Linked DNA regions of Homo sapiens: region 2 is linked to region 1. A link is a contact called in ENCODE Hi-C or POLR2A ChIA-PET data. All regions are on one chromosome and are shown on one strand. Each heading gives the region's core, a stretch centred on a gene start or an enhancer-like site at or near the end of the contact. The rest is flanking DNA. Distances are from core to core; before and after follow the strand shown.

The links. Hi-C counts contacts between places; a loop is a spot of excess contacts on that map. ChIA-PET counts read pairs that join two places held with the same protein, here RNA polymerase II (POLR2A). Pooled maps may share reads with other maps.
Region 2: a loop to region 1 is called in a map with no recorded cell type, with 9 times the contacts of the local background. The contact joins two enhancer-like sites. A Hi-C loop is called at or near these places in 2 of 37 single-sample maps with no recorded cell type and 1 of 50 pooled maps. POLR2A ChIA-PET finds 5 or more read pairs at or near these places in 1 of 52 experiments (T-cell).

The regions. Positions count from the first base shown.
Region 1 is chr2:47,721,431-47,727,206 of GRCh38, forward strand. No RefSeq gene overlaps it. Among named protein-coding and RNA genes, the nearest start is that of MSH6, 59 kb to the right of the region's middle. RefSeq lists enhancers at 50-855, 2,815-3,264. Within about 2 kb of position 2,906, at least 4 of the 41 ENCODE cell types and tissues checked have a DNase peak (open chromatin) inside an H3K27ac peak, as active enhancers do.
Region 2 is chr2:48,247,486-48,253,267 of GRCh38, forward strand. No RefSeq gene overlaps it. Among named protein-coding and RNA genes, the nearest start is that of FOXN2, 64 kb to the right of the region's middle. Within about 2 kb of position 1,251, at least 8 of the 41 ENCODE cell types and tissues checked have a DNase peak (open chromatin) inside an H3K27ac peak, as active enhancers do.

The sequences.
Region 1 (5,776 bases), core at 1,656-4,155:
AGCATCCTGCATAGCTGACACTACAGACGCATGCCACCATGCCTGGCTAATTATGGGATCTCACTTTGTTGCCCAGGCTGGTCTTGAACCCCTGGGCTGAAGCGATCCTCCCACCTTAGCCTCCCAAAATGCCAGGATTAAAGGCGTGAGCCACCTCGCCCGGCCAAACTTGTTTTATTTTTGCCTGTTTATCTGTCTATTGTCAGTTAATTTGCGGGCCCCTGATCATTGGACCTAAGTCCTCAGTAGAGAAAAAGATTTTTATCCCATAAACCTTCCATACGGAGTTTTTAACTAAGCCTGGTTAACAAATTTTCTTTTTCTTTCTTTTTTTTTTTTTAATTGATCATTCTTGGGCGTTTCTCGCAGAGGGGGATTTGGCAGGGTCACAGGACAATAGTGGAGGGAAGGTCAGCAGATAAACAAGTGAACAAAGGTCTCTGGTTTTCCTAGGCAGAGGACCCTGCGGCCTTCCGCAGTGTTTGTGTCCCTGGGTATTTGAGATTAGGGAGTGGTGATGACTCTTAACGAGCATGCTGCCTTCAAGCATCTGTTTAACAAAGCACATCTTGCACCGCCCTTAATCCATTCACTGGTTAACAAATTTTCAAGCCAATGGGGAAAACAGCAAATTACAAGGGGAGAAAGAGATGATTTCAGGCAGAAGCCTTCCTTCAACTTCATTGTGACGGATGACAACCTAGCGTTGGAAGGAGAGAAAAAAAAATCCATTTAAAAAAATAAAAAAGCCAGGCATGGTGGCTCACGCCTGTAATCCCAGCACGGAGGCCGAGGCAGGAGGACCCCTTGAAGTCAGGAGTTCAAGACCAGCCTGGCCAACATGGTGAAACCCCGTCTCTACTAAAAATACAAAAATTAGCTGGGCATGGTGGTGCGTGCCTGTAATCCCAGCTACTGAGGAGGCTGATGTGCGAGAATCGCTTGAACCCAGGAGGTAGAGGTTGCAATGAGCTGAGATCATGCACTCCAGCCTGGATGACAGAGTGAGACTCTGTCGCGAAAAACAAGCCAGGAACAGCAGCTTGTGTCTGTAATTCGAGCACTTTGGGTGGCCACGTCAGGAGGATCTCTTGAGCCCAGGAGTTCAAGACCAGCCTGGGCAACATAGTGGGACCCCCATCTCTACAAAAAAATGAAAAATAAAAAAAAATTAGCCAGGTGTGGTGGTGCGTGCCTATAGTCCTCCCAGTTTCTTAGGAGGCTGAGGTGGGAGGATCACTTGACCCCAGGAGTTCAAGTTTGCAGTGAGCTATGTTTGCGCCACTGCACTTCAGCCTAAGCAACAAAGTGAGACCCTGTCTCAAAAATAAAAAAATTAAAAATAAGAACTTCCAAGAAGTCCAGAATCTGCCATTCTGCATGCCTTCTTGGATGTCATGAGAGCATTAGAGTTGCCTCACAATCCAGGTATTTTCTTAATTACAAAAGACTTTAAACCACCCCTCTGTCTTTTGGAGAGCCTTCCCGCTCCTGCAGTTGGCCAGTATTTACAATCAGACTCCGAAGTTTTCCAAGCTGCCATGATCCTTCAAGCTAACAAGAAACAACAAACAGCTGGGGAATATGTCTCTTCAACCTGCTTCTTTGACTTTAACAGAGCCTCACCTGTAGAGAAGTGGGGCCTTGGGATCTGGGAGCTGCTCCAGAACCCCCAACCTCTAGTCCTGCCAGGGAACAGCAACCTATCCAAGCCCTACTACCCAAGAACCCATCTTTCTTGTAAATCCTACACAGAAGATGCAGCCCCACCCTCCAAAACCAAGGGACCACTCAGTCCTGCTGACTCTATCCTCCGAAGCTTCTTGGATCAGCCCCTCCCACCAACCCTTCTGCTATTTCCATGTTTCAGACCTTCAGATGTTCTACCTCCAGCTAGAGCAACATCCTTCTAACTCCAGGCTTCTTCTGGTCCATTGAGATGACATAAGTCACTTCAGTTTACCACCTTCCAAAGACTCCCCATCACCTTCTGGTTAAAGTCCAACACCCTTGAAATGGCATTCATGGCCCTTCATGGAGCTCTCCTGGCCTGCCTGACCTCTCACCACCTCCTGCCTTGCACTTCACTGCGTACAGTCACTACACTGTCTAATATGGTAGCCACCAGCTGCAAGCAGCTCTTTAAATTTCATTATTTGATTTTAGACAGGGTCTCACTCTATCACTGAGGCTGGAGGGTAGTGGCGTGATGACGGCTTACGGCAGCCTCACCCTCCCAGGCTCAAGGGATCCTCTCACCTCGGCCTCCTGAGTAGCTAGGACTACAGGCATGCACCATCACGCCCGGCTAATTTTTTATTTTTTGTAGAGATGGGGTCTCACTATGTTGCCCAGGCTGGTCTTGAATTCCTGTGCTCAAGCAATCCTCACATCTTAGCCTCCCAAAGTGCTAGGATTACAGGCCTGAACCACTGTGCCTGGCCTAAGTTTTAGTTAAAATAAAATTAAAAATTTAGTTTCTCAGTTGCACTATCCACATTTCAAGTGCTTACTAGCTAGAGATTGCATACTGGACAGCATAGAAATAGAACATTCCCATCAACACAGACTTTTACTAGACAGCATTCCTCTAGAAACACCCAAGTGTTTTTATTTTTTTGCACACATCATGCTGTCTTGCCCTGCCAGGTCTTTGCTCATGCCTCTGCCCAAAAGATGCTTTCTTTTATCTTTTCACATGGGTGAGGCTTCGAGACTCAGCTCACAGGTCATCTCTAAGAAGACTTATTCGAATCTCCAGGCTGGGGCAAGTGCTTGGTTCCTGTGTTCTAATAGTTCCTTGTGTTAACTAATCTCTATCTGACCACTTAGCATTTGCTGATACTTCTGTCTCCTCCATAAGACTCTGAGTTCCTCTGGGGCAGGGCCGTGTCTTCGTCAACTCTGTATCCCCAGTGCCTGGCACAAAGCAGGTGTCCTTTGCCGTTGGTCGAACTCATCTGAGTGGAACTGTCAGTGGTGCATGACCATAGAACAGTACAAGTTTAATTGTGTATTAGTAAAGACTCCTATGTAGAGAGAAACAACCTCAACTCAAACCAGTCAAGAGAAAAGAGGAAGTAATGGTTCAATAATTGGGAAGCCCCAGGTTGGTTCTGACTTCATGCATGACTGGATCCAGTGGCTCAACACACGTTACCAGGGCCTGGTTCCCTCCCCAGCTCTTGGCTCTGTTGACTGCCCTGTAACATCCCTCTCAGGCAAGATGACCACGAGTACTGTTGGTCCTTAGTATCTCCAATTTAGCAACCTCAGTGAAGAGAGAAATTCTCTCTCAATTATCTACTTAGTGGTCTCCAGGATGATCCTGTTTGGCCTTGATTTGGTTGTGTGCCCTCCCTCCATGAATCACTGTGGACTGTGAAAAGGAGTAGTTTGTTTGGCTGTGTCATCCTGGCTTACGTGTCTGTTCCTGGGGTGAGAGTGGGGGAGATGAGTATATACGAGCATCATGATTGACAGCTTCACAGGCCACCTGGAAAAAGAAGGCGTTACCCAAAGGAACCAGAAGAATAGATTGCAGGAATAGTGGGAGATAGGGGCTTTACCTCCCACAGGCCCCGCTGCCCATTTGGAGATAGGAGGCAGGGTCAGCTGCTCTCTCAGTGACCTGGACTCCTGCTTGCTTTCTCTTGCCCTTTGTACTTTTCCCATGTAGACCAGAGTCCACTAACCCTCAGATTTCAAGCCACCAATCAGCAGGCTGCAAAGGATCTTGAATTTAGAAGATTTTGCTGGCCCGGAAATACATAGTGATGGAGCTTTGAAAGACAATGGGCCGGGCATAGTGGCTTAGGCCACCCATCACTTTGGGGGGCCAAGGCGGGCAGATCACTTGAGGCCAGGAGTTCGAGACCAGCCTGGCTAGCACAGCAAAACCCCATCTCTACTAAAGATACAAAAATTAAGCAGGTTTGGTGGCGCATGCCTGTAATCCCCAGCTCTTGGCTCTGTTGACTGCCCTGTAACATCCCTCTCAGGCAAGATGAACACGAGTACTGTTGGTCCTTAGTATCTCCAATTTAGCAACCTCAGGAGGCTGAGGCACGAGAATTACTTGAACCCGAGACGGAGGTTGCAGTGAGCTGAGATTGCGCCACTGAACTCCAACCTGAACAACAGAGTGAAACTCTGTCCCAAAAAAAAAGAAGAAGAAAGAAAAAAACTGGCCTCACTCTGGAAAGAACGCTTGTAGAATTTGCCAGCTCTGGTCAAGGACCTACAAGCTGTTGTAACCTTCCTGTTTTTCATGCATTTAAAAAATTAGCTGGGCATAGTGGCTCATGCCTGTAACCCCAGCACTTTGGGAGGCTAAGGCAGAAGGATCGCTTGAGGTCAGGAGTTCAAGACCAGACTGGGCAACATAGGGAAATCCCATCTCTATAATTTTTTTTTTTTTTTATTAACCAGGCATGGTGGAGTGGGCCTGTAATCCTAGCTGCCCAGGAGACTGAGGCGGGAGTATTTCTCAAGCCCAGGGATTCAAGGCTACAGTGAGCTATGATTGCATCACTACACTGCAGCCTGGGCTTCAGAGTAAGACTCTGTCTCTAAAAAAAAAAGAATAGAAAAAATTTTTAAGGTATAATTTACATACAGTAAAATTCACCCTTTTTAGTGTATAGCATTGTGAGTTTTGACTATAGTCATCCACCGCAGTCAAGATGTAAATCAGTTCCCTCAGCCACAGTTCCCTGGGCCCAGTTATAGCCAAACTTTCCCCAGGCCCTGTCCCTGGCAACTACTGATCTGTTTTCTATCCCCATAGTTTTTATTTTTTATTATTAATTTTTTTATTTTAGAGATGGGGTCTCACTCTCTTATCCAGGCTGGAATTCAGTTGTATGATCACAGCTCACAGCAGCCTCAAACTCCTGGGCTCAAGCAATTCTCCTGCTTTGGCCTACTGAGTAGCTGGGACTACAGGCTTGTGCCACCATGCCCAGCTAATTTAAAAAAACAAAAAACAAAACAAAAAAAAAACTTTTTTGTAGATTGGGGGTCTCACCGTTACCATCTTGCCCAGGATGATCTCCAACTCCTGGCCTCAAGTGAGCTTCCCACCTTGGCCTCCCAAAGTGTGGGGATTACAGGCATGAGCCACCTCCCCTGTCCCTGTCCCTATAGTTTTAACTTTTCCAAAATATATAAATGGAAACATAAGGTATGAAGGTTTTGAGTTTAGCTTCTTTCATTTAGCATAAGACAATTGATACATGTCCATGATGCTCTATACATCAATAGTCATTCCTTTTTATTGCTAAATAACACTTCACTGATGGATGTACCACATATTAGTTATGCTCTGATTTAGGTACATCTGGGTTTTTTCCAATTTTTTTCATTTATGAATAAAGCTGCTATAAACATAGATTTTCTCTTTTAAAAAATTGTTTTGGGGACAGGGACTGGTCTCACTATGTTGCTCAGGCTGATCCGAAACTCCTGGACTCAAGCAATTCTCCCACCTCAGCCTCCTGAGTAGTTGGGACTACAGGTACACACCAGCATCCCCAGCTATAAATTTTCATTTCTCTTGGGTAAATACCTAGGAGTGGGATTTCTGGGTTTTATGATAAATGTTGAAATTTATATGAAACTGCCAAATTGTTTCCCAAAGAGACTATATTATTCTGTATGGCTACTACATTATATGAGCATTGCAGTCACTGTGCATTCTTGCCAGAACTTGGGTTTGTTGGTTTTTTTTTTTTTTAAGCTATTCTAATAGATGTGTAGTGGTATTACACTTTGG
Region 2 (5,782 bases), core at 1-2,500, 520 kb after region 1:
AGTGCATTTTGCATGTGAGAAAGACATAAATTTTGGCGGGTGGGGGGGGGGCGGGCAGGGCCTGAATGCTGTGGTCTGAATATTTGTGTCCCTCGGAATGCATATACTGACATCCTAACCCCCAAGGTCATGGTATTAGCAAGTGGGGCCTTTGGGAGGTGATTAGGTCATAAGGGCACACTTCTCACTATTAAAATTAGTGTCCTTATAACAGAGACCCCAGACAGCTAGCTAGCCCCTTCCACCATGTGAGGAAACAGTGAGAAGATGTCCATATATGAAGGATGGTCTTTCTTGATCTTGGACTTCCCAGCCTCTAGAACTACGAGAAATTAATTTCTGTTGTTTATAAGCTACCAAGTATATGGTATTTTGTTATAGCAGCCTGAACAGACACACTCCTAACAACCTCCCCAGCAATTTTGAAAGCACCCAATTCCCTATTTTAAATGCTCTTCTGCCTATTTTAATAGCAGAGTGGTTTGTTTCCTGAACTGATACAATTGATAATAAAAATTTTCAAACAGAAACTGCAAACCTATTTTAGAATCATTAAAGTAATTCATTTTATTTGTATCTATCCTATACACTGAATGCTACTAAAATGAGTGTTAAGTGGTTTAAAAATGGAGAACTATCTAGGAGATTCTCTTCTGTTTGTACTAACTACTGGCACATTTAAAAAAATTACACATCAGCCTGGGCACGATGGCTCACACCTGTAATCCCAGCACTTTGGGTGGTCGAGGCAAGTGGGTCACTTGAGGACAGGAGTTCAAGACCAACCTGAGCAACATGGTGAAACCCCTGTCTCTACTAAAAATACGAAAATTAGCTGGGTGTGGTGGCATGTGCCTGTAGTCCCAGCTACTCGGAGGCTGAGGTGGGAGAATCACTTGAACCCTGGAGGCGGAATTTGCAGTGAGCCAAGATCATGCCACTGCACTCTAGCCTGGGTGACAGAGTGAGACCTTGTCTCAAATACAAAACAAAACAAACAAACAGAAACAAACAAACAAAAAACACACATCAAGTCATGGGCAGCATGTTTAACTTTATTTTTAAAGTTTATCCAGAATATAGAATGACTGAATGAGTAGCTATTAAGGATTATTTTCTATAAAGTAATATTTTTACTTAAAAAACTGACAAAAATGAACATGACTGGCAGAAGAACAGTGGCTTACTCTACTCTCTAAGAAATGCCTGGTGACATCAGTTAAAAGGTATGCCAGAGACTAACAGCTGGGTCACTCCAAGTTTCACTCTCTTTGACTCAGCATCCTGAAATGACTCTCAACAGGCTGGGAAAGCCATTAAAACAGCTCCTGGCCCATAGCAATAACAGGCTTTTTACCTTTCAATCCTGGTGATCCTCTGGGAGCTGATGACAATTCTGAATTTTGTCTCTTTTTACACTGTTTGCAATGTGAATTTGACAGTGAGTAAATGAATAAAAGGGAGTGAAACGTGGGAAATTTATCCTTTGAGTACCACTGAGCACTTGGTATTATATTTGCTTCTGAGGCAGCTTTTCATATTTACAGTTAATCCAGTGACATTTTTGGCTGTGCTTTTAGAAGAGAAAAATTGATGGCTAAGAGGGCAAATGACTGAGAAGTCACAGCCCTCTCTGCAAATGCAGACACGCAAATTTACAATTTTCTGGCAGACGACAAACAGCAACAAACATTCAAGCCTACATTTTCAGAGGTTTACTCTGTATTAACCAGGTCACCATACAGTGCAGAATAAGATAGAATTGCTTTGACTCTCAGGCCTTTTAAAGACTGGTTGGAGCCTTCTAATGCTTGACCATATGTGAATTATCCACTTGGTGGATTACTTGAAATTCAGCCAGCATAACCCCAAGTGAACTGCTCTGCCTAAGTTATATTTAGAAAACCACTCACTTATTTAAACATTAGACTACTCAAAAATTTATGGGCTGAATATATCCAAGATAAAGTATATAACTATATATATATAAACATTTCTAAAAGTAAAAGGATTTTTTTTTTGGTCCCCCAAAGTTTTGGAATTAAAATTATTTAGAGCTGGCAGGGTCCTTAAGACATTTTGTCCAAGAGTTTCATTTTATAGCTGAGAAAACAGACACGATGAGGTTTACTGACTTGCCAAGCAAAACAGTTCATTGTTAAATTAACATTTTTAAATCACAGCTTCCCTTCCATTATCCTGCACATAAGGAAGTTTTTGGAAATATTTTTAGAATTGTCTGTGATATGGAGGAAATAATCCAAGGCCACACCAAAGCTCCCTAAGAACAGAGTTGGACTCCACGGGTGATGGGCTGATATGCTGGGGTATGCAGTTGCGGGAAGAGCCTGCCAGGTGTTCCTTCACTTGTCCTTGTTAGCCCACACTACAAGAAGTCCTCAGAACCTGTCCTCACTTTCTTTTTATTTTGTTTTATAACTCACTCAGACTGCTTAATTGTCCTTATGCTATCTCTTTTCTGCAAGTAAACCTCAGTTGCCTTCTGTGAACTATGGAATTTTAGGGAGGAGTTGGACCCATGAGTACGGAGAGGCAACCCCACACACTAACAGAAAGTAAGCACCAGGGCTGCTGGAGAAGAGAGGAGAGTACAGTTCACAGTGTATATTTAATGCTGCTGAGCAGCTGGGCATCAGGGATTGTGAGACTTTACACCCCAGAAGTTGCTCAATAGTGGTCTGTGGGGCTCTGCTAGAAACCAGCAAGGGAGCCAGCAGAGAAAAGGGAGTGCAGCCGGTGAACAAATCCCAGAAGCTCATCTCAGGACTGCTGGCTACCTTTCAGGCTAATGACCTATAGCTGAGGGCTTGCATCTATTTGCAGATGTACTTAGATTTTAAAAGGAAGTCTGTACCACCTGATACACATTAGCATGGCTGCTATTTTTTTAAAAAAGAAAAAACAGAAAATAATTATTAGTGAGGACGTGGAGAAATTGTAGCCTTTGTGCACTGTTGTAGGAATGTAAAATAGTGCAGCCACTATAGAAAACAGTATGGCAGTTCCTCAAAAAATTAAAAATTGAACTATCATATAGTCAAGCTATTCTAATTCTTGATATACACCTAAAAGAATTGAAAGCAGGGACTTCAGCCTGGGCAACATGGCAAAACCCTGTCTCTACAAAAAATACAAACTTTAGCCGGGTGTGGTGGCATGCACTTGTAGTCCCAGCTATTTGGGAGGCTGAGGTAGGATGATTGCTTGAGTCCAGGAGGTCGAGGCTGCAGCGAACTGAGATCATGCCACTGCACTTCGTCCTGGGTGACAGAGTGAGACCCTGTCTCAGAAAAAAAAAAAAAAAAGAAAGAAAGAAAAGAAAAGCAGGGACTTGAACATATATTGGCACACTCATGTTCATAGCAATATTATTTACAATAGCCAAAAAGTGAAAACAACTTGTGTGCATTGACAGATAAACGTTTAAGCAAAATATGTACACACAATGAAGTATTATTCAGCCTTAAAAATGGATGAAATTCTGATACATGCTACCAAGTGGATGAACCTTGAAGACATTATGCCAGTCACAAAAAGACACGTATTTTATTATTCCACTGATAAAACGTACCTATAGTCAAAATCATAGATAGAAAGTTAAATCATAGTTTCCAGGGGCTGGGGAAAGGGGGAAATGAAGAGTTATTGCTTAACAGGTACAGAGTTTCAGTTTTGCAAGATGAAAAGTGTTCTGGTGGTGGATGGTTGCACAACAATGTGAATGTACTTAATACCACTGAGCTACACAGTTAAAAATAATTGGGGGGAGGGGGAAGGGATAGCTTTAGGAGATATACCTAATGCTAAATGACGAGTTAATGGGTGCAGCACACCAGCATGGCACATGTATACATATGTAACTAACCTACACATTGTGCATATGTACCCTAAAACTTAAAGTATAATAATAATAAAATAAAATAAAATAAATTAAAACTGTAAATTTTTATGTGCATTTTGCCACAATTTTTTTTGAGAAAAGGAAGTCTGCAGTATTCCTAAAGTGTATGTTAGCTGAAATTTGTTAAGTATTTGATTTTTTTTCATTGAAAGGAAAGCCATAGCCTATCTTTCATCATTCTTCCCTTAGTTCCTTCCTCTTTCCTTTCTTCCTTCATCCTTCCCTTCTTCCTGCCTTCAAACATCTACTTGATGTTTGCCAAACATTGTGGGAGGCCCCTGATAAAACATACCATGGTCGGGTGCTGTGGTTCACACCTGTAATCCCAGCACTTTGGGAAGCCAAGGCAAGAGGATTGCTTGAATCCAGGGGTTTGAGACAAGCCTGGGCAACAAAGTGAGAGCCCATCTCTACAAAAATAAAAATTAAAACATTTGCCAGGCACAGTGGCATGTGCCTGTAGTCCCAACTACTTATGTGGCTGAGGCAGGAGGATCACTTGAGCCCAGGAGTTTGAGGCTGGCTGCAGTGAGCTATGATCACACCACCCCTGTACTCCACTCCAGCCCAGGCAACAGAGCAAGATCCTGTCTCTTAAGAAAAAAAAAAAAAAGATAATATGCCCTGCTGGTAATCCAGGTAAATAGACATTATCATCTGACCGAGGTCTGCTCTGTGATAGAGATGTGCTCAGTTTCCCACGGGAGCTTAGAGAGGGGACACTAATGCAGCCTTGGAGACAAAGGAAAACCTGTAGGATTTTGGGATTCCTAACTGAAGTCTTGGAGGGTGAATAGAAATTAGCTACCTAAAGAAGGAAAAATCTGAACTAACATAACAACATCAGTAATAATATTTTATGGTAATAAAGCTACAATTAATGCATTATTTATACGAATAATGTTTGTTAAACACTAGGTGCCAGGCACAGTTCTAGGTGCTGAAAATATGAAGGTAGACAAGATAAAATTTCTCTCTCATGAAGCTTAGGGGCAGACAGTCAATAAATACATAGATAATATATGGAATTATCAAATTGTGGTAAGTGCTATGGAGAACAACAGAGCAAGGGAAAAGGAAAGGGAGGTTTGGGTTAAGGGAGGGAGAGGACATTACTAATTTTTATAGGGTAGCTAGGGAAGGCCTCACTAATACAGTGGCATCTGAGCAGAGGACAAAAGGTGGGAAGGGAAGGACCCTGGGGGAAGAAGTAGAGACCAGAAGAATACCATAGGCAAAGTTCTTGAGGTGGGAGCATGCCAGGTGTGTTTGGAAGACAGTGTGACCGGAGTTGCAGCAGGGAGGGAAAGAGTATTTGGAGAGGAAGGGGGTGAGAGGAGGGCAGCGTTCCCATCATGTAGGGCATTTGGGACCACAGGAGGACAGGAGCATGTGCTGCCTATGAGATGGAAGCCACTAGAGGGTTTTGAGCAGAGGAATGGCTAAAAACTTGGGTTTTAAAGGGATCATTTTGTTTACTCTGTTAAGAAGATTGGAAGAGGCAAGACTGGATATAACATCACTAATTAGGAGACTATTGCAATAATCCAGGAGAAATTGATAGTGGCTTGAACCAGGATGGCAACAGTTGATACAGTTGATGTTGTCATATTCCAGATATATGTTGAAGGTGGAATCACAAGATTTGCTGACAGACTGGATATCAAGTGTGAACAAAAGCAAATAATCATGAATGACTCCCAAGTTGTTGGCCTAAACAACTAGAAGCACAGACCTGTCATTTACTAAGATGAAAATCCTGTAGGACACGCAGATTTGGGGTGGGAGTAGGCAGGTAATCAGACATTTGGTTTTGGACACATCAAGTTTGAGATGCCTATCAGATATTCATGTGGAGAT